2 separate regions of the Mus musculus genome follow, and region 1 is linked to region 2. A link is a loop called in an ENCODE intact Hi-C map of the cell type or tissue named here. Cell type or tissue: left cerebral cortex. All regions are shown on one strand. Links, peaks and the distances in the headings refer to the core of each region. The heading gives the core; the rest is flanking DNA. Region 1 holds the start of Rfx4 (regulatory factor X, 4 (influences HLA class II expression)). Region 2 overlaps Rfx4 (regulatory factor X, 4 (influences HLA class II expression)).

The links. Peaks named below come from ENCODE experiments on the same cell type or tissue, not always from the same donor. Only the 100,000 strongest peaks of a DNase experiment are listed, where the experiment ranks them.
Region 1: a loop joins it to region 2, with 1.9 times the contacts of the local background. A loop is called at or near these places in 2 of 42 quality-filtered maps.

The regions. Positions count from the first base shown.
Region 1 is chr10:84,749,363-84,758,724 of GRCm38, forward strand. It overlaps Rfx4 (regulatory factor X, 4 (influences HLA class II expression)), which reads left to right and starts at 6,686. Exons shown (of 18, transcript NM_001024918.1): 1 at 6,686-7,151. The coding sequence starts at 7,109. In left cerebral cortex, for the core only: no CTCF peak of the experiment used is centred there; DNase peaks (open chromatin) are centred at 5,425, 5,670, 5,827, 6,188 and 2 more places; H3K4me3 peaks cover 2,626 bases; H3K27ac peaks cover 1,503 bases.
Region 2 is chr10:84,848,874-84,858,235 of GRCm38, forward strand. The region is part of intron 8 of Rfx4 (regulatory factor X, 4 (influences HLA class II expression)); the gene reads left to right. The region is part of intron 2 of Gm40728 (a long non-coding RNA gene); the gene reads right to left. Among named protein-coding and RNA genes, the nearest start is that of Gm40728, 9.7 kb to the right of the region's middle. In left cerebral cortex, for the core only: no CTCF peak of the experiment used is centred there; a DNase peak (open chromatin) is centred at 3,882; H3K27ac peaks cover 695 bases.

The DNA of each region.
Region 1 (9,362 bases), core at 649-8,648, 99 kb before region 2:
CCCCCAGGCAAAACGACACGGGAGCAGGTCAGGGTTGCTCTGGGTAAAAGCCTGTAAGCCTAAGAGCTAATCCTGTACATGGCTCCTTTACCTACACACTGGGGATTTGACCTCTATCTCCACTCTCATTAATATGGGTGGCCTATTTGCTCTTATTAAAAGAAAAAGGGGGAGATGTTGGGAGCCGCCCCCACATTCGCCGTTACAAGATGGCGCTGACATCCTGTGTTCTAAGTGGTAAACAAATAATCTGCGCATGTGCCAAGGGTATCTTATGACTACTTGTGCTCTGCCTTCCCCGTGACGTCAACTCGGCCGATGGGCTGCAGCCAATCAAGGAGTGACACGTCCGAGGCGAAGGAGAATGCTCCTTAAGAGGGACGGGGTTTTCGTTTTCTCTCTCTCTTGTCTCTCGCTCTCTCTCTTGCTTTTTCGCTCTCTTGCTTTTCTCTCTCTCTTGCTTTTCTCTCTCTCTTGCTTCTTGCTCTCTTTTCCTGAAGATGTAAGAATAAAGCTTTGCCGCAGAAGATTCTGGTCTGTGGTGTTCTTCCTGGCCGGTCGTGAGAACGCGTCTAATAACATACAAGGCCCTCTTCCCAGTTAGTTCAAAGGGCCCGTGTGATTGGCTAAATGAAGCAGCAGTCTTTTAGGATGCCTTTCAGATAAAACTAACCAAGACGTGCAGTGTTTGGAAAGATTAATAAGCCGAGCACTGATGATACAAGGTTACCCTTTCTTGCTTCTTTTCTTTCTCTTCCCCCTGTCTGAAAGATGAATGTGACACTTGGAGCTTCAGCAGCCCTCGAGTGACTGCTACAAACCAGAAGACCACGAGTCACCTGCACTCTAAAGAAAGCTGGAGTAGAGAGCTAGAAAGAGTTGGTGTTCCTGTGTCTTCGCTGAGCTCTGTACCACCCTGGGGGACCTGCAGATGGATTTCACCCTATGTGAACAAATTCCATCCTGGACAACTTCTCCATTGTAACTAGTGTGCTAAGCAGGTCAGCTAAGAGAGCTGGTCTCACGACAAGAATAAAGCCTTCCTGGAATAGGTGTGGACTGGGGTGCTATGCCTGGAAATGATGTTTTCAGAGATGGCTTGCCCATAGCATCTGGTGGCCGAGATCCCATAGAGTCATTTGTCCCTGGAATTGAGGAGGCTGACACTGGAGGAATCATACCAATGGATGTCAGTGCTGCCAAAACTGGGTGACACTGAGCCAGTTCGTCCTTCCCCAGGGATGATGGCACATGGTTCTCAACCTGTAGGTCGAGACTCTTTGGGGACTTCAAATGACTTTTTAACAAATACCCTGAATATCACATATTTACATTATGGTTCATAACAGTAGCAAAAAATACAGTTACAAAGTAGCAACGAATGCCATTTTGTGGTTAGGGGGGTCACCACACTACGAGGAACTGTATTAAAAGGTCCCAGCATCAAGAAGGGCTTCTGGGAGGTTGGTTGTGTTTGAGCCTGGGGGACACATCTCAAGAAACTTAGATCTGTTCATGGTTTTCTTCCTTTTTTTCTTTCTCTCTTTCTTTCTTTCTTTCTTTCTTTCTTTCTTTCTTCTTTTTTTTTTGTTTTTTTTGTTTTTTTTTTTTTCGAGACAGGGTTTCTCTGTGTAGCCCTGGCTGTCCTGGAACTCACTTTGTAGACCAGGCTGGCCTCGAACTCAGAGATCCACCTGCCTCTGCCTCCTGAGTGCTAGGATTAAAGGCATGCGCCACCACGCCCAGCTGGTTTTCTTCCTTTTATACCTTATTATTACTTTAAAATATTTATTATTTACTTACGTGGGATTCTGGGGGTTGAACCTAGGGCTGAGAGCAGTGGCTCTCATTCTTCCTAATGTTCAACCCCTTAATACAGTTCCTGGAGTTGTGATGATTGATCCCCAACCATTAAATTATTTTATTGCCATTTCAAAACTGTAATTTTGCTACTGTTACGAATTCTAATGTAAATATCTGTGCTTTTCCATGGTCACCCTTAATGAGAAGGTGGTTCAATTTCCAAAGGGGTCGGGACCCCCAGGTTGAGAACTGATGGGCTAGAGTGTACTGCATGTGCTCCACCTCAGAGCTGCAGCCACAGCTCTCCCTTCACTGTTTTTTGTTTGTTTGTTTGTTTGTTTTTGTTTTACTTCGAGACAGGCTCACATAGTTGCCCCAGGCCAACACCGGCCAAGTGGCTGACGTGATGGGTTTCACAGTGGTGAGGAAGGGCAGGCTCCTGACCTCACAACTCTGGGGTCTGAGGGATGAGGAGGGAGAAGATTCTTCTGGAGAGGCCATGGGGCAGGAGGCAGCCTCAGGGAGTAGCCAGGTTTCAGGAGAGAAGGGAGATGGGAGAGATTTTGGGAGAAGTCTGCTGGGGACAGATGGAGCTCCAGAACCCCAGCGAGGGACTTGAGGGGATGAAATGAGCTTCACAGGCGGCTTGGGAAGATGTTCATGTGGGTGAGGTAGCCAGGATATCTGGAAGGGTCTGACTTCCGGTGGTTCTGGGGCGTCACGTGGCGTCCATCTCCGGGTGGCGGCTCTGGATCAAGGACTGGTCTCAGCTGGAATATATGCAGAGAAGGTGTAGATTTCCCACGAGCTCTGTGTCTTAGGCACTTCATAGTAGAGAGGTTACCACAGAGGACAAGTCTCATGGGACATCTTCTTTTATATTGGCTTATTCTTTCCCGAGACAATTATTTGGATGTAAGGATGCCTTTACTGTTTCTTGCTGTGTTAGGCAAGTTACTTACCCTCTGTGCCTCATGTATAATGTGGTACCTATCTCCCAGGATTATTCTGATAATTCATTTAAACTCTTTGATCCATGGCATATTCATAGTGATGCGCAATAAACCTTAGCCCATTAATAAACCCTTAATATTACTTTTATTCTCTTAAACAAGGCAGAATAACAGACCAATTGTTACCTGTCTTTCCCTTTCTGACAGTACGACTATGCTTTCAAAGCTTATAACGACAAATGTTTATTCTTAGCTCACAGATCTCTAGATTCCCCTGGGGAATCACGCAGTTCTCCAGGCTGCCGAGTACATAACATTCCAGTCAGCTGCATGTATCACTTATTGCAAGTCAGGAGCCCACGAATCCAGCACTAGGGAGTGCGCATGCGTGCAGGTGAGGCACGCCTCTGGCTGGCCGGAACCTGCGCCATATAGTCCTTAGGAAGTAAGCCAGTTACTGTACCCAGAGTCTGTAGAGCCAGAAGCCAGGGTGTAGGAGTGGAGGGAGGTTAGAGAGTGTGTGTGAATCACGACCACCCATTGACATCATGCCTATAACGATAAGGACAGGGCAGGGTTGGTAAGTGCAGGGCTGTGGGAACCAGAGCATAGGAGCAGAGCCCACCAGAGGATGCCACACTCATCTTTGCTTCCAAGCCGCACAGTAAACCTCCCTAGAGGCTGCAGTAGCCACCAATGCTACACAAAACCTGTCGATCTGTGTCTTCTTGGGCCTGCCAGTCTGCTGGGCTATGAGCAAGTTTAATGGGCATTTCAGGCCAACACCCCTTCGCCGCCTCCTCTCGCCATCCTCCTTGCCCTGCTCAGTGAGTGGAATGGGGCAAGCTCCTGGATAAGGCGATGCTCTTCCACATTCTCTTCTGGCCACATAGTCAGCACCAAGGCTGGAGAACCGCTTCCGGTCCTTCTCAGAGTCTCCAGAGCCCTGCCCCCAGCTGCTGAGCGCCAATGTCAACCATCCCTTTCCTTTAGCCATGGCACCACCCTCTCCGGCAACCAGATCCTCTCTTCCTGCCACCACTTTGTGATCATCATGATCCCAAATGCGCTGCTAGCCCTGGATGCTCAAAATGTCTGCAAGATCCATTTCTTTGCATAGCCTTCAAAAGAAAGCACCTTCCATTACCCCTTCCGGGGTTCCATAGCACACCAGACAGACGCTCCCGTTGGCCTTCGCCTCTGTTCCAGGCCTGGCTAACTCAGCTTCTGATGTGGTCCTCATTTTCTCCAGGCTTATCAGACACTCCCTCCCCAGTCTCTCAGCTTCTGTATCTTCCTCCACTGCCTTTCTGAGCTGTGCTCCAGAGGATAGGATGGACGTTATCACAGCCCTTCTGACTGCCCAGGCTGGCCATACTGATTGCCCATTGCCCTCTCTAAAGAGGGGACAGCAACGTGCTCTTGGTGTTGTGGGGTTAATTGAGGTAGTATCCCTGAGGTCTGGGGCAGTGGTACCTATTAGTATTCAACTACGCCATTTTATTAAAGGATGGCAAACTTTCAGGAAGCTGCGCAAGATGCCACAGCATGTATGTACCCAGGTCAGCCCCTGGGTAGCAGTCTTTAAGACGTTTTCTTTCTTGCTTTTCTTTCTTCCTTCCTCTCTTTCTTTCCTTCTTTCTTTCTTTCTTTCTTTTTTTCTTTCTTTCTCTCTTTCTTTCTTTCTTTCTTTCTTTCTTTCTTTCTTTCTTTCTTTCTTTCTTTCTTTCTTTCTTTCTTCCTATCTGACCTGAAGTGAAAGATGGCACCATTTTTAAGTTCCAGTGTCACTTCTTGACAGTCTTTGATGTTTGTTCACTCCATCATATGACAAACACGCTACACAAACCAATCAGCGTCATGCCTTCTCCCTCCTGTGTCTCTCCAATATAAGCTCAGAGAACCTCTCTGCTCTCAGGCTAAGCAGGGCAGGGATGAGGAAAGCCCTGCTGCGCAGCCTCAGTTGTATTTGTCAAACACCAGCTGGTAGGGGCTGACTCACTGCTCCCCTTTCTCCTGGTCCTTTTCTGCCACCCTTGCTTTGTGAGGGCAGCCCATCACCCACCCTCCTCACACACACATGCACACACACACACACACACACACACACACACACTACTAATGAGTGCAATGCTAGCACCTTCTGCCTAAAATTCTCACCTGCCTTCTACAGATCACCTCTGCCCCACAGGTCAATGGATGCACCTGGCAGAGCTCCCCTTTGACCATGCACCCTGGCATTTTGTCCACAGGGCCAGTGAGGCTTCTAGAAAAAGACGCAGTCATTGATCTCTCACTTGGAACCCACGGGGTTGAGGAGATAGTAGTATTTATCCCCTTAGGCCGCTAAAGCTTTTCATCCACTGCTAGAGAGGGAAAGCTGTGTGCCTGGGGTTGGTGGCCGAGGGCTTCTGGGCACAAGATAGATAGTTGTGTGAGAGAGATAAGAGATAAGAGAGATAACCCGGGTTGGAATTTAGCAGCAGTTTGAGCAAGAAGGGGCAACACACAGAGGCCCGGTAGGGCCTGAGGAGAGCAACGGGGGAGAAACGTCGTTACTCCCATTTCACAGATAAGGAAGCTGAGGCCCAAAAAAGATGAAGGAATCTGCAGAGCCGGGATTCGAACCCTTCTGCCCGTCCGCGCTGCCCCTTCCCTGCATCTCGTGACCTTAACTCGGCACGTGCTAGTCCCTTGCCCCTCACCCACCATTGTCCCACTCGGCGCGGCTCGGGGGGCTACCCGGAGGCCCGAGGTGGGCAGGCCCGGGGTCGCGGGCAAGAAGCGCACCCGGCTCGGCGGGAGGGACTCGGGCGATCCGCCCCTGCGCCGCTGGCGCTGCCTCTGTCCATGGTCAAAGCAGCGGGGTAATCCGCCTTTCTCTTCCGCCCGCCGAGCCCATTCATATTCTAATCACAGCGCGGCCGGCCCGCGAGCGGCCACTTTCCCGGGGCCACGGGAGCCCCCCCTCCACCCCCACTTTCCACTTGCGGTCCACAGGCCCCGGCCCCCTCCCCCTCCCACACTTTCAACTGCGCCGGGGAGGGGTCCCTGGGAAAGCCTCATCCCCAGCTCTGACGCCGGGGCTTCTCACCAACTCCGTTGCTGGCTGTGGGGGACCGAGAGGGTGGCAGAGGGGGGAGCCGGGGGACATGGGAAGAGGGAGGGGCCCGGACGCAGACAGACTGACATACAGGGTTATGGGAAGAGGCGCGGGGGTGGGGGTGGGGGTGAGGGTCCCAGAGACCCAGGGAGAACGCAGAACTAGGGAGAGACAAAGAGACTGGCTGCCAAGGGAGAAACGGAGAGCGAGACAGCGAGGCACGCCGACCTGGAGAGACCCGTGGGGCGAGAGACAAGGGGTACAAAAGTTCTGGTTGACGCAAGCCAGCCTCTCACCCCCTCGCAGCCAAGCGGCCTTCTTGTCCCTCAGACTGGTTATGGGAACCTAAGGCTTCACTTTCCCCTTCCTCAACTTCTACTCCCACGCACGTCCGCGGATCTGCGTGGAAGAAACTCAAGACATACCCCCTCTGCACTACTCCCCGGCCCCTACTCAAAATCTAACTCAAGGCGAAAACGGGACGTGTCTCGAGGGGAGAAAAAAAGGAGTCGGGCCCACTCGTGGACGCACAGGAGACTCCTAGGGCTCGGGTACCTCTGCACCCCCCTTCATGGCTGCACCGCGCGGGGCCCGGGCGCGGGAGGACTGAAGAGGGGGGCAGATCTAAGCCAATTTTGATTTCGTCTATAATGAGTGCCGGGCTAAGGCTGGAGAAGGCCTCTGGAACTTTAAATAAGAAAAACGTTGCTAATGCTATAATAGAAGGGGGAAGTCGGAGGGCTGGGATTGCGTCGCTCTGAGCCCCCCTTTTCGGAGGCGGCTTTTCTTATTCAAAACAGGCCCACAATGGGCTTCACAGTGCGCCTCGCCACGGCCCCATCTGACGAGCGGCCATTCATCAGGCCCGCTGGCCTATCAATGACATTGCTCCCATCGGGGCTCCTATAAAATGATGTTTTTTCCCATGAAACATCCGCAAACATTTTGACGGGTTTGGCTTTGCCCGACTGGATTACTGAGTGTCCCCTCGCTCGCTCGCTCGCTCTCTCGCTCTCTCCTTCAGCTCTAGCTTCCTTCCTTCCCTCGCTTCTTCGCCTCTTTTCTTTCCACTAGTTCTTTCTTTTCCCCTTTTATCCTTTTGCCCTCTCACCCACCGTCTCCCCCTCTCTCTCTCGCTATCCCTTCCTTCCTTATTTCTTCCCTCCCTTCCTCCCTGGGCATCTCTAGCACAGGGGATCCCCAAATATCAGGACTTTTGGGGGGCGTCTGTGCTGTCCATGGGAAGAGCATGCATTGTGGGTTACTGGAGGAACCCGACATGGATTCCACAGGTTAGTCCTGGTGGGACTTGGAGGGGGGTCATTGGAGGGGGGAGGAAGGAGAAGGGACAGGGCGGGGGTCACTTCAGAAAGAGTTGCAGAAAGTTCAGGCGGGGCAACCTGACAGTGGGATCCCAGGAGAGGAGGAGAGCGTGCAGAAGTTTTCGGTCCAGCGCTAAGTGTGTAAGTGGATGCATGGAAGTGTGTGTGAGTGTAAATGCGTGTGTGCGCGTGCGCGCACTCTGAGGCGCGCGCTTTCACTTGGACATAAAGTTGCATAAAGATGCTCGCTGGCTCGCGGCGAGCTCGAGGTGTTTATGCTACTTGCAAGAGCTTTGCGAGCAAGCCGCCCCGCCCGGACCCGGCGGCGGCCCTGGCTTTGGCTAGGGTAGTGGTATGCTTAGGATCTGGGGTGAGGGCCCCGAACGCTCCAAAGGCGGAGGAGGGCGACGGCGTACCGCGTCTCACCGCGCACTGGAGGCTCTTGCTTCTGGAATCTCGCTGCAGGGAGGGAGTGGCGGCGGCGAACCCGGTGGTCCTGGGGCTTTAGTAGCTTTGGGCTAGGAGAGATGGGCCCCTAGGACTGTAGTCTCCCGGCCGCGAAGACGCGACTCACTAGCCTCTCCACAGTGAGGCTGTAACCTTGCAAAAGGGGGGTGGGGGGAGCAGAATGCAGAACATATGAAGAGGCCTGACACTGAGTTTTGTGAACCGGCCTGTAGTTTGAGGGCTGTGTGGTGGACATCAGGCACTAGGGTCGCCACGGTTCACAAGGGAACACACGGAATCTCTTACAACGAAAATGCCCAGCATCTTCTCCAGGCGATCCGTTGGTCAACTTCTACGCCTAGCATCTTTGGGGACCCGCCGCACTTCAAATTCTGTTATTTTTTTCTATGTCCTTTCCATGTAGTGGTTCTCAAAAAAACTTTACTCTCTCCGTTAGGCTCAGTCTCTCCACCAGGCCACTCCAATCCCTGCTGGGCCGCAGCTTTGGAATTTTGAGGGGTGGTAAGACCACAGCCTGGGCATAGGCAGCAGCTTGACTGAAACCTGAGAGAATGTGAGGGCATTGCAGCTGAGCAACAAGTGCCTGCTGGCCTCAGCTGTGCCCTGACACACATTAACTTACTTGCAAATAACACCACAGTCAACTCTGCCCCCACTCCACCCACCCCTAGGGCAGGTTGTAAAAAGATTAAGCTATCTAGATATCTTCCCAGACCTTGTTCTTCTGTACTGGGAGGAAAGTTCCAGGCCTCTCTTGGCCTACATTGCAGACCTGGTGGCTGAGACCGCTGGCCCAGGGGTATCTGCGGCATTCCAGGGTACGTTTTTTTTTCTGTCTCCGGTACAGTTAAACTCTCACGCTTTCCTGGGTGTCAGTGAGCTCCTGAGCATAGCCGAAGCCCGAGCTTCTAAAGTCCAGCTTAGTTAGCGGGTGAGCACCTGCGGGGAGGCTAGAAGCGGTCTTCTCTGGAGAGCGGCACCCGGCTTAGGCCCGGTTGGGGTCTGTCTTCTGCACACGCTAGCAGTCCTGGTTCTGGAGAAGGAAGGGCCTTTGCTTCAATATTCTTTTAACTCAAGGAAAACCTCCTAAGAGCCACGGCTCGAAAAGTGAATGGATTTAACCAGATTAAGCCCATTTGTACAGAATTAGCGGTCGAGTATTTTCAAGGGGTCTGTACACGGTGTCGGGGGCCTTCCTCATATCCCAAAGCTGGCATGTCCTAAATGAGATATTACTTGATCCCTCCACAGGACTAGAGTCCTTTGGGTGTTTGGTGAGGGGAGTCTTAGAATTGTGGACACTTTCGAGGTTTATCAGGTGGTTGGGTGAGCACGGACCACTTCCATCCCAACTGCGAACACCCCAAATGGGTTATGAAACTCCAGCGCTCCTCTCTCATACTAGGATCTCTAGGATAGATAATATACCTATCCTCTCCTCTCTCGTCTCTAGGATAGATATATATCTCTCCTAGATCACACTCCTGACCTCAAAATCAAGAGTTTTGGTTAATGGCATCAATTGAGAAGTCACTCCAGGCGCACCAGGTGACATTTCACATGCAAAACTCCGGACAAGCAAAGTGCCTAGGTCCGATCCAGGAGCCCCCCTTCCAGAGAATTAATCCAATTAGTCTTTCTTCTGGGTTTCTCTTGTTATGTAAAAGGTTCATTCCCCCCTCCCAGAGCCTGCAGAGCCCAGCGCTCCTCTGG
Region 2 (9,362 bases), core at 546-8,545:
AGCCATCTATCAAGCCCCAACCCACAACTCTTTTTTTTTTTTTTTTTTTTTTTAAGATTTATTTATTTATTTATTAGATGTAAGTACACTGTAGTTGTCTTCAGACACTCCAGAAGAGGGCATCAGATCTCATTACAGATGGTTGTGAGCCACCATGTGGTTGCTGGGATGTGAACTCAGGACCTTCAGAAGAGCAGTTACTGCTCTTAACCACTGAGCCATCTCTCCAGCCCCTACCCCCCCCCCCCAACATACAACTCTTTTTAAAAATTATTTATTTATTTTATGTATGAGTACATTATTGCTGTCTTCAGACACTCCAGAAGAGGGCTTCAAATCCCATTACAGATGGTTGTGAGCCACCATGTGGATGCTGGGAATTGAACTCAGGACCTCTAGAATAGCAGTCAGTGCTCTTTACCGCTGAGTCATCTCTCCAGCCCCATACAACTCTTAATATGGGAGTCTTTCTTGTTTTCTTCATTTTTATATTTGAGTTTGGGTTGATTAACTTTTATTAAAATATCCTCAAGTTCATGAATTCTTAACTTGGCAACCAATGTAAGGATACCTTGATTTCGTTTTCATGTCTAACAAACCATTTGATTCTTTAAATTTTTATATTTATTATTATTAATTATTGTATGTACTTGTGTGTTTTGCATTGGCATGGAGGAGAATGCAGCTTCTCTCCTTCCAGTTTGAATGTGTGCTCTGGAGGTTGATCTCGGATCTCAAGGCTTTTGCAAGAAACACCTTTGCCTGTTGAGCTAGCCTGGCTCCTGCCTCCAGTTATAAAATAATTCTTATATGCCACTGAAGTTTCTCATCTGTTCATGCGTACTGTTCACCTCTCCTATGAGATCTGTATCAGTATTAATCATCTTTCAGTTAATTTAAGGACTGTTTTGTTGTCTGGTTGTATTGAGTGGCCTCTTTAGAGGCTCATTTTCTTGACTTTTTAAAAAATCTTATAATCTTTGTATATGTATGTGTTTGTGTGTGGACACATGCATGTGCAAGCCAGAGGCTGGTGTTGGCTATTTTCCTCAACCACTCTCCACCTTATTGTTATTGATAAGGGCTCTCGGTAAACACAGGGCTTGCCAATTCAGTCAGACCAGCTAGTAGGCAAGCCCCAGTGACCCTATAGTCACACCCCCAGTACTAGGATTGCATGTGAATGCCACTGCACATGGCTTTAATATGGGTCCTGGGGATCCAAACTCAGGTCTTCATGTTTGAATGGCAAGCTCTTCACTTACTGAGTCGTCCATCTGCCAACTTTATAGTTCACGATTGACTGTCAGAGTTTAGAACAGTAGACACTATCACTGTGAGGAGCTGAGTCCCTCTGTTCAGGAGTTCCTTGGGCTTGGGCTTTGCAGTTGCTCTGGTTACCTTCAATGTAACTCGAGAGTCAAATTCTTCTGGAATATTGTGTGCTTAGTTTAGAAATCTGCTTGTTGGACTTTTCTTTTCTCTCCCAATCTTTCTGCCTCGGCTGCAGGTCCTCCCTATGTAACTTCTACAGTCGCTTGAGTCTTAGTTTTTTAATCCTTGCTTTCCTGTTGGTGGTAAGTTTCTCTCTACAGAGGTGGCAGGTGACGCTTAAGAGCTGAGATGACCTTCTGCCTTAGCCAGAGGTCATTCATTCATTCACCAAACTAATGTTTACATCAATAGCTATAATGTGCTAGCCACGATGCTTGGCCCTGGAGAATAGCGTTATCTACAACACAATTGGGTGTGGTGGAGCATGCCTCTAATCCCAGCATTCAGGAGGCAGAGGCAGGAGGAACTCTGTGAGTTCCAGGTCAACTCTGAACTACATAGTGAGTTCCAGAACAGCCAGGGCTACTTTGTCTCAAACAGACGAGCAAACAAACAAACATGTCTCAAATCATGCTTGTTGCACCAAGTTTACAATAAACCTTTGGAAACTTTTTAAAAAAATCACAGACTACTGCTGGTATGATCTCAGACTTACAAATTTGGTCCTTTCTCATTAAACTAAGAGGGCAGAGTCACATCAAAGATCAGGGTTCATCTGATGGCCAACTTTTTGGTTTTATACATTCACTTTTTTTCTCAGCTTGCCCGAGTACTCAAGGCCCTTCTGCTTGGTTGGGTTGGAAACAGAAATTGTCACTCATAGACCAGGCCAGGTTGAGGTTCAGCTTCCTGCTCACTGGCTCAGGCCTTCCTCCTCATCCCAGCTACAGTCTCCATGCACAGGTATCGGGCACATATATTTTCAAGAAAGGTATGTCAGCCTCACAGTTGTTTTGCTCACCTCTTCCAGGTGATTGTGGCAGAACTACTGACAGTATTATCAACCGATATAGCAAAAGAAGGAAAGAAGGTACAAAAGAAGGTGTGTGTGTGCATATATGTATGTGTATTAATGTGTGTGTGTGTGTATGTGTGTATGTGTTTGTGTCTGCATGTGTGTATGTGTGTGTACATGTGTGTATGTGTGTGTGTTAGATTGGCAAGGGGATAACAAAAAGTTCAAAGACCAAGGACCAAGGTCAGAGATGCTAAATGAAAGTCAGAGGCATTAGGGCTGGTGAAGTATGAGACCACATGACAGTCAGAAGTCAAGCAGAGCTTGCCTGGAACTTTGGCTCCTGCCTCTTGCTGCATGCCCCTAAGTGCGAGCTTCAGCTTTGGTTCTCACTTACCTGGAAGGATTAATAAGGATACCTACTTTCAGGTGTGAGATGAAGATGAAACCAGAAAGTATGTGTGAAGTGTTTAGTGCCTGTGCCACACCCTCATTAGCAGGTGCCTACAATTATCACCTCTTTGCTGTTGTAACAACATCAGAGCTGGCGGGGACTCAGGGACCTGAGAGAGTTGGAGTAGTGTCAGGGTGCAAGTTGCAGGTGGAGGGAGATGCAGGAGAGGGCTGAGACCTGCAATTGTCAGATCCATCCATACAGGAATGTTGCCCGAGCCCCACTCCCAGCCCAGGGAGTGAGGTGGGGAGGAAGGGGCCATGGAAGGTGAGCCCCACAACCGTAAAAGGTTCAAGAAGAGCCTAGGCAGACACTACGTGAGGTGGCATAGCCAGCATTGAAGAAGCATTTCGTAACCATGTGGCCAGGATTGGTAGATAGCTTCTTGCCTCCTCATGGACACCATGAGGAAGCAGACACAGTGTTTAGGTAACTCCTAAAAAACTACAGACCCAGGGCTAGAGGACTGGGTCAGTGGGTCAGGCGCTTGCTCTGCAGCCTTATGCCCTAAGTTTAGAGCCCAGCACCATTTACTGGATGCAGTTGCCCAAGTGCCTGCAATCTCAGTGCCCTTAAAGGAACTGAGGGCAGCAACAGCAGCATCTCTGGAAGCTGTGGGCCAGCTGGCCTAGTGTGAGGTGACAAAGAAGACAGACACTGACACCTGAGCTTTCCCTCTGACCTCAGCATGTATACCATGGCACATGAGTGTGCCCACACAGCACAGGCACACACATAGACACACACATATACACAGTCATATATACACAGGCACACACATACACATGCACACACAGAGAGACACAAACACACACACAGACAGGCACACACAGAGGCAGAAGGGGGAGAAGGAGAGACAGAGAGAGAGACAGAGAGCAAGAGAGAGCGACAGAGAAAGGGAAAGAGAAAAAAATGTTAAAAAGACTCTAAACCCCAAATAGAACGTTTCTCTGGACTGAATCCCTCCACACTTTTTTCTCCCCAGCTTAATAAAAGCAAACAATTGCCCGAAGCAAGAGGTCCCTTCCACAGTGCTGCTGTGGTCTCTCTGACTGCAGACAAAGGCCAGCTCCCAGCTCTGGCTGCGTGCCAGAGACAGCAGTGCATGCTCGGAGGATGGCAGGCTGCCCTCCCTGCCACTGGGCAGCCACCCAGCGCTTCTTTAAAGCCTGGCCCTCCGTGGAGAGCAGCCATGGATTCTGAGAATTTGTCCTACTTAGAATCCAGCTCCAGTCTGTGGGTGACAAGCCGTGTGGGCTTGCCTTTATGACACCCCGAATGCCTGGGGTTTGTCCTCCCGTCAGAGCTAAGGAGGCACCTCTGTGGGCCAGGCCCTGGCGAGGCAAGCTGCCTGGCTCCACTTTCCTTCAGGAAGACCCACTTTCCTCCTCAGCCACACACCTCCATTCCTCAGGAACACCTCTGGATCTGCCTCTAGATCATTCTCATTTGACTTGAGTGCACCAATCCTGCTCCCACTCTTGGTCAGGCCTCACTTGTGCCAGCTTATTACAATGTCCAAAGATCCCTGTTCCATCCTGACAGCACCTCCTTTCCTTAGTTTTCATCCCAGAAGCCAGAGTGGTTTTTGTTTTCTGTCACACGGTAGGATTGAGTGTTGAGACGGCACAGGGATCTCAGATATGGAGAGACCAGTGACTTGAAATACCGCAGTCAAGGTGATCAGCGGTTGGAAGGGGACGGGTGTTGCGCCATTATCTAGGGCAAGAGCATAGGGTAGAGGGACAAGCGTGTGCGAAGTGGGCAAGGGCTTGGGGTGCTAGAAAGACATGAAGGGTGCAGTGCTGCCAAAGTGGAGCAAGCCAGGGACTGTGTGCGAGCAGCTACAAGCAGAGATCGCTGGACAGAGGGAAGGGGACCTGGGCAGGGCCTTGTGAAGATTGTCTGAGGATCGAGAGACATTTATTTATTCATTACATCTAACAAACGCTTCTCGAATGCTGACTCTGCCTGGTGCTGAGGATAAAGTGATAAGCAAAACAGACGGAGCCCTTGACCTCTGCCCCGAGACCATAGGGTGTAGTGAAAGATGCGCGTTAATCACATGAGTACATAAGCTATTTATTACAGAACGACCTGACCAGCACAACCACAGTTGGTTTTTTACAAAAGTAACGACCAGTCTGAGATGAGAGGGATGAGGAGGAGCTGAGCCTGCCCGTGACTTGGAAAGGAGGCATTCCTGATGCAAAGCACTTGAAGGACAAAGGTCGTGGGTGGAAGGGACCAACTGGACAGAGACCAGTGGGACCTAACGCAGAGCAAGTGGGGCCAGAGTGTGTGTGTGCCTTGAGGACTGGGATGAGGATTTGGGGTTTCATTCTCAGGACAGAGGAAGGCAATGAGGACTTCTAACCATGAATGTCTGAGAGAAATAGTCCCTGCACCTTGTGCTGAGATGGAGGTAGACAGTAAGCAAGGCGTCCTTGGGAAGTTAATGTTGGAGCCCAGGTGAGAGACGGTGGCCAACTGAGCTGGAAGAAAAGGGAGTATATGGGATGCCCTTGGGACGTCATTTGGAGGTACAGATCTGCAGCCCTTGCTAAAAAGGACAAGAGTCTATGGTGGCACATCTAACGGGCACACTAACAGATGAATGCTGAGTCATGGGCAGCTTCCTGGTCGATGCGCTCACTTGCAAGGTTTCCTGGACTAAACAGAAAGTGTGACCACACTGGATCAAGCCTGAAGTCCTTGCAGGAAGCACACAGGAGAGGTGAACAGAATAAACAGCACTCCAGGGAGAGATGGATCTCAGCAGTGTGGGATATCCCCAGAACCTGTTCCAGGATGCCAAGAGATGAGAGGCTCACCGCGGAATCGAGGAAGCTTGGGAGATTGGATGTTATGTCTTACATATGACGTGCATATCATTAATTTGAATAAACTAAAGGATGCCTTTAAGAGAACTGGGAAATTGGAATTCCCCCCGAACTTTATATGCCACAAGGAATTACAATTCATTACGTCGGCTATCCTAAGGACCTGGAGATTTTAAATAAGTGCATACGTGTGAATGTATACATAGACACACATATTTAAACCTTGTGAAATTTGCACAGTAAGTTCTTAGGGGTAAATAATGTCATGGATTTGTTAAAAGGCCCCCCCCAAAAAAAGGCAGGTAGTAAATTAAACTGGTGAAGGGCTGATTCTTGTTGGAGCTGGCTTGCATTAGTACTTGGAGGTTTGTTTTATTATCCTAACCTGGGGTTTGTTGGAAACATTTTATAACAAACAGAGCTTCAGGGCTGAAGAGGTGGTGTAAGAGCTGAGTGCCTCCTGCTTTCTCAGAGGATCTGAGCTGGGGTCTCAGCACCGCCATCAGGCTTGCAGCACCATGTAACCCCAACTCTGGTGGCTCCGATGTCACTAGCCTCCAGGGGTGCTGGTGCTCAAGTGTGTACAGCAAGCCCTCAGATTAAAAAGAATAGTAAAGAATTTAAAGTCCTTCAAAAAAAAAAAAAAACTTCATGGAAAGTAGAATTTTATTCTGAAATAGGAAATATAAGAAAAGGCATGTGTCTGAGAGGGAAAACAGGGTTGTATTTGGGGCATACTTCCTTTGAGACCTGTGAGCAGGGTTTCCTATCCACAGTAGGCTTGGCATTCTACAGCCCCCTGTGTGGAAATATGTGCAGTGTAGGTAGCGATTGGTCTGTGGGCATGGATAAATTACAGAAGAGTGATATGATATGATATGACTTTGTTTGTTTGTTTATTTAATGTGTCTGAGTGTTTTGCCTGAATGTATATGCACTCTGTGTGTGTGTGTGTGTGTGTGTGTGTGTGTGTGTGTGCGCGCGTGTGCGCGCGCGCCTGGCGCCTGCCCACGGAAGTCTGAAGAAGAATTCAGAAGAGGGCTCCAATCCTCTGGATCTGGAGCTGTAATGGTCAGGTAGAGGGCACCAAGCTCTGGTCGAGGAGAAGCTAAAAGAAGTGGCCACTGATCCTGAGGAAAGCCAGGATTTTCCCAGAGAAGGACAAGGTCACAGTGGAGCAGCTGCCACCACGCTGGGCAAGCCTGAAAGCCAGATGACCTCATGGCTCTGCTGCTTAGGCGGAGCTTGCCGCCTAGGGGATGGGACACATGAGAACGAAGAAGGCAGCGAAGCAGCTGGGTAGCTGAAGAAGTGGCCATGGAGCAGAAGAATGACGCTGTGACGGTCACTGCATACAGGCGACACAACAAGAGCTAGTTATTTACTTACGTGTGTGTGTGTGTGTGTGTGTGTGTGTGTGTTTGCACGCGCACGCGCGCATGCATGCATATGTGAGCAGCATGTATGAGTGTTACGGCACACACGTGGAGTGCAGTGGACAACCTCTGTTGGTTCCCTGTTGTTCAGTGCTGTGGACAATGGACTGGCAATCCCACAGGCTTCCCGGGGTCCCCCTGTCTCCACCTCCCATCTTGCCATTAGAAGCACTGGGGTTACAGATGTGCACTACCATATCCAGCTTCATGTAGGGCCCTGGAGATCACACTCAGGTCCTCGTGTTTATACACCTTGCCCTTTGCCCACAGAGCCATCTCCCTTGCCCTTCCATTATTTTTAAAGTTTCCCCTGCTCATCCCACTTTCATTAGGTATTTATTGATTGCCATGGGAAATAAAGTGATAAAAAGTGAGCACCTGCCCTCCTGGAATTCTACATCTAGTGAGGGAGGGGTGGGGTGGGGGCTGGTAGGACATAAGTAAACAAACTTAGTGCTAAATTCATGCAGTACTGAATTACATTTAAAAATCATCAGATTGTAGGATGGAGAGATGGCTCAGCAGTTAAGTAGTCCTGGCTGCTCTTCCACAGGACCTGGGTTCAATTCCTAGCACCCACATGTTGGCTCACAACCCACTGCAACTCCATTGCCTTCTTCTGGCCTCTGTAGGCATTGCATGTATGTGGTACAGAGACACACATGCATGCAGAACACCCACACACATAAACTATCAAAACTGAAGGGAACAAAATGGGAGCAGCAACGGACAGTCATGTGGGAAAGGGTTAATTAAGGTGGATGGATGGTCAGGATTCTCTAGGGAGGTGACTTTGAACCATAGAACAAAGAAAATAATGATAGATGCCACACAAGGATCTGGGGAAGGAGAGACTAGCAAGGGAGGTAGCTCTGAAAGGTAATATACCCTGAGAGGAAGCGTGAAGGCTGTGTGTGGCACACACCCTTAGTCCAGCATTCAGGAGGCAGAGGCAGGTGGGTTTCTTTGAGTTCAAGACCAGCCTGGTCTACATTGCAAGTTCCAGGGTAGCCAGGGCTACATGGTGGAACCCTCCCTGTCTCAAACAACAATAACAACAACAACAAAACATCTCCACCCCGAGAAACCAAATTCAAGCCAATCAACCAACCAACCAACCAACCAATCAAACAATAAGAGGCAATAAGTTTAAGAGGATGGACAGGAGGAGTAGTTAGAAACCTGCCTTTCTTTTTCAAATAACAAAAGAAGTTTCCTTTTTGCAAAGTGAGTTATTCTTGAATGTGGCCAAAGCACAGGAGGAATGGTCCCACCTAGAGGGAGAGCTGAATTCACTAGAGAAGGGACAGTCATTCAGTGTCCCTGGAAAGTCGGAAAGGCTGAATGAAGGGTTTAGCCTTGGGACTAGAGGAAGGTGCTTCCTTGATTCTGCTAAGGAAGCTACGTGGCTTGTGCAGACAGCAAAAAACGGCAACCATGCTGTCGTTTATGCCAGCTGTATGGGGAGGAGGGCAGGGTCGGGGGGGGAGGGTCGTAGAGAGAGCAAGAACTAACTGGTCACTGAGAGACAAGAGTGGGTGAAAGCAGAGGAAAGTCAGGGACAGCCATGGAGGTCAGGGGTCACGGTCTGACAGGCAACGGACAGGTGAGACGGGGCAGAGTAAGTGTCTGGTCCTGGGCCAGGGTGGTGTGGACGGTCACCACGGGAAGAGGTCTCTGAGTCTGGTAATATCCAGGAAGAAAGTGGATCTGAGGCCCGGAGCACATGGTTTTCATGTGGAGTCTGAAAATGGTGCCTAGGGTTTCCACACTGGATCCTACTGCCCCTTAGCTGCTTCTTGGGTCTAAGGCTTTCTCTCTTTTCTCCATCCCCAAAATACACTCTGGTTTCAAGGTCCATCCATAATGGGGTTCCCCCCAACCCCAAATTAAGCTGTTACTAGGCCTGGAAAGTAGACTCAGCCAGTAAAGCCTCTCACAGGCAAGTCTGACAGCATGAGTTCAATCCCCGGGGACCCACATGGGAGAGAGAGAGAGAGAGAGAGAGAGAGAGAGAGAACCAGTTCCTTCAAGTTTTTCTTTGACTTCTACATGTGTGCAACAGCATGCCTATGCATATGTGTGCACACACATGAGCGTGAACACACACTTAAATAAATGCAAAATAATAGGATTTTCCTGAGCTGTTGCTCCCCAGCTCCCACAGAAGGCATCCTTTTGCTGGCCCGAGTGGGCAAGCATCTCCAAATGCTGCCCACGGATCTTCTAGGCTGGGAATGTGGACGAGACTGGAAGGAAGCATGAGGGGTGGGGGGGGGGGGGGTCAGTTCCAAAACAGCTGTCTTAGGACAAGGACCATTATCCTCACCCCTCACAGG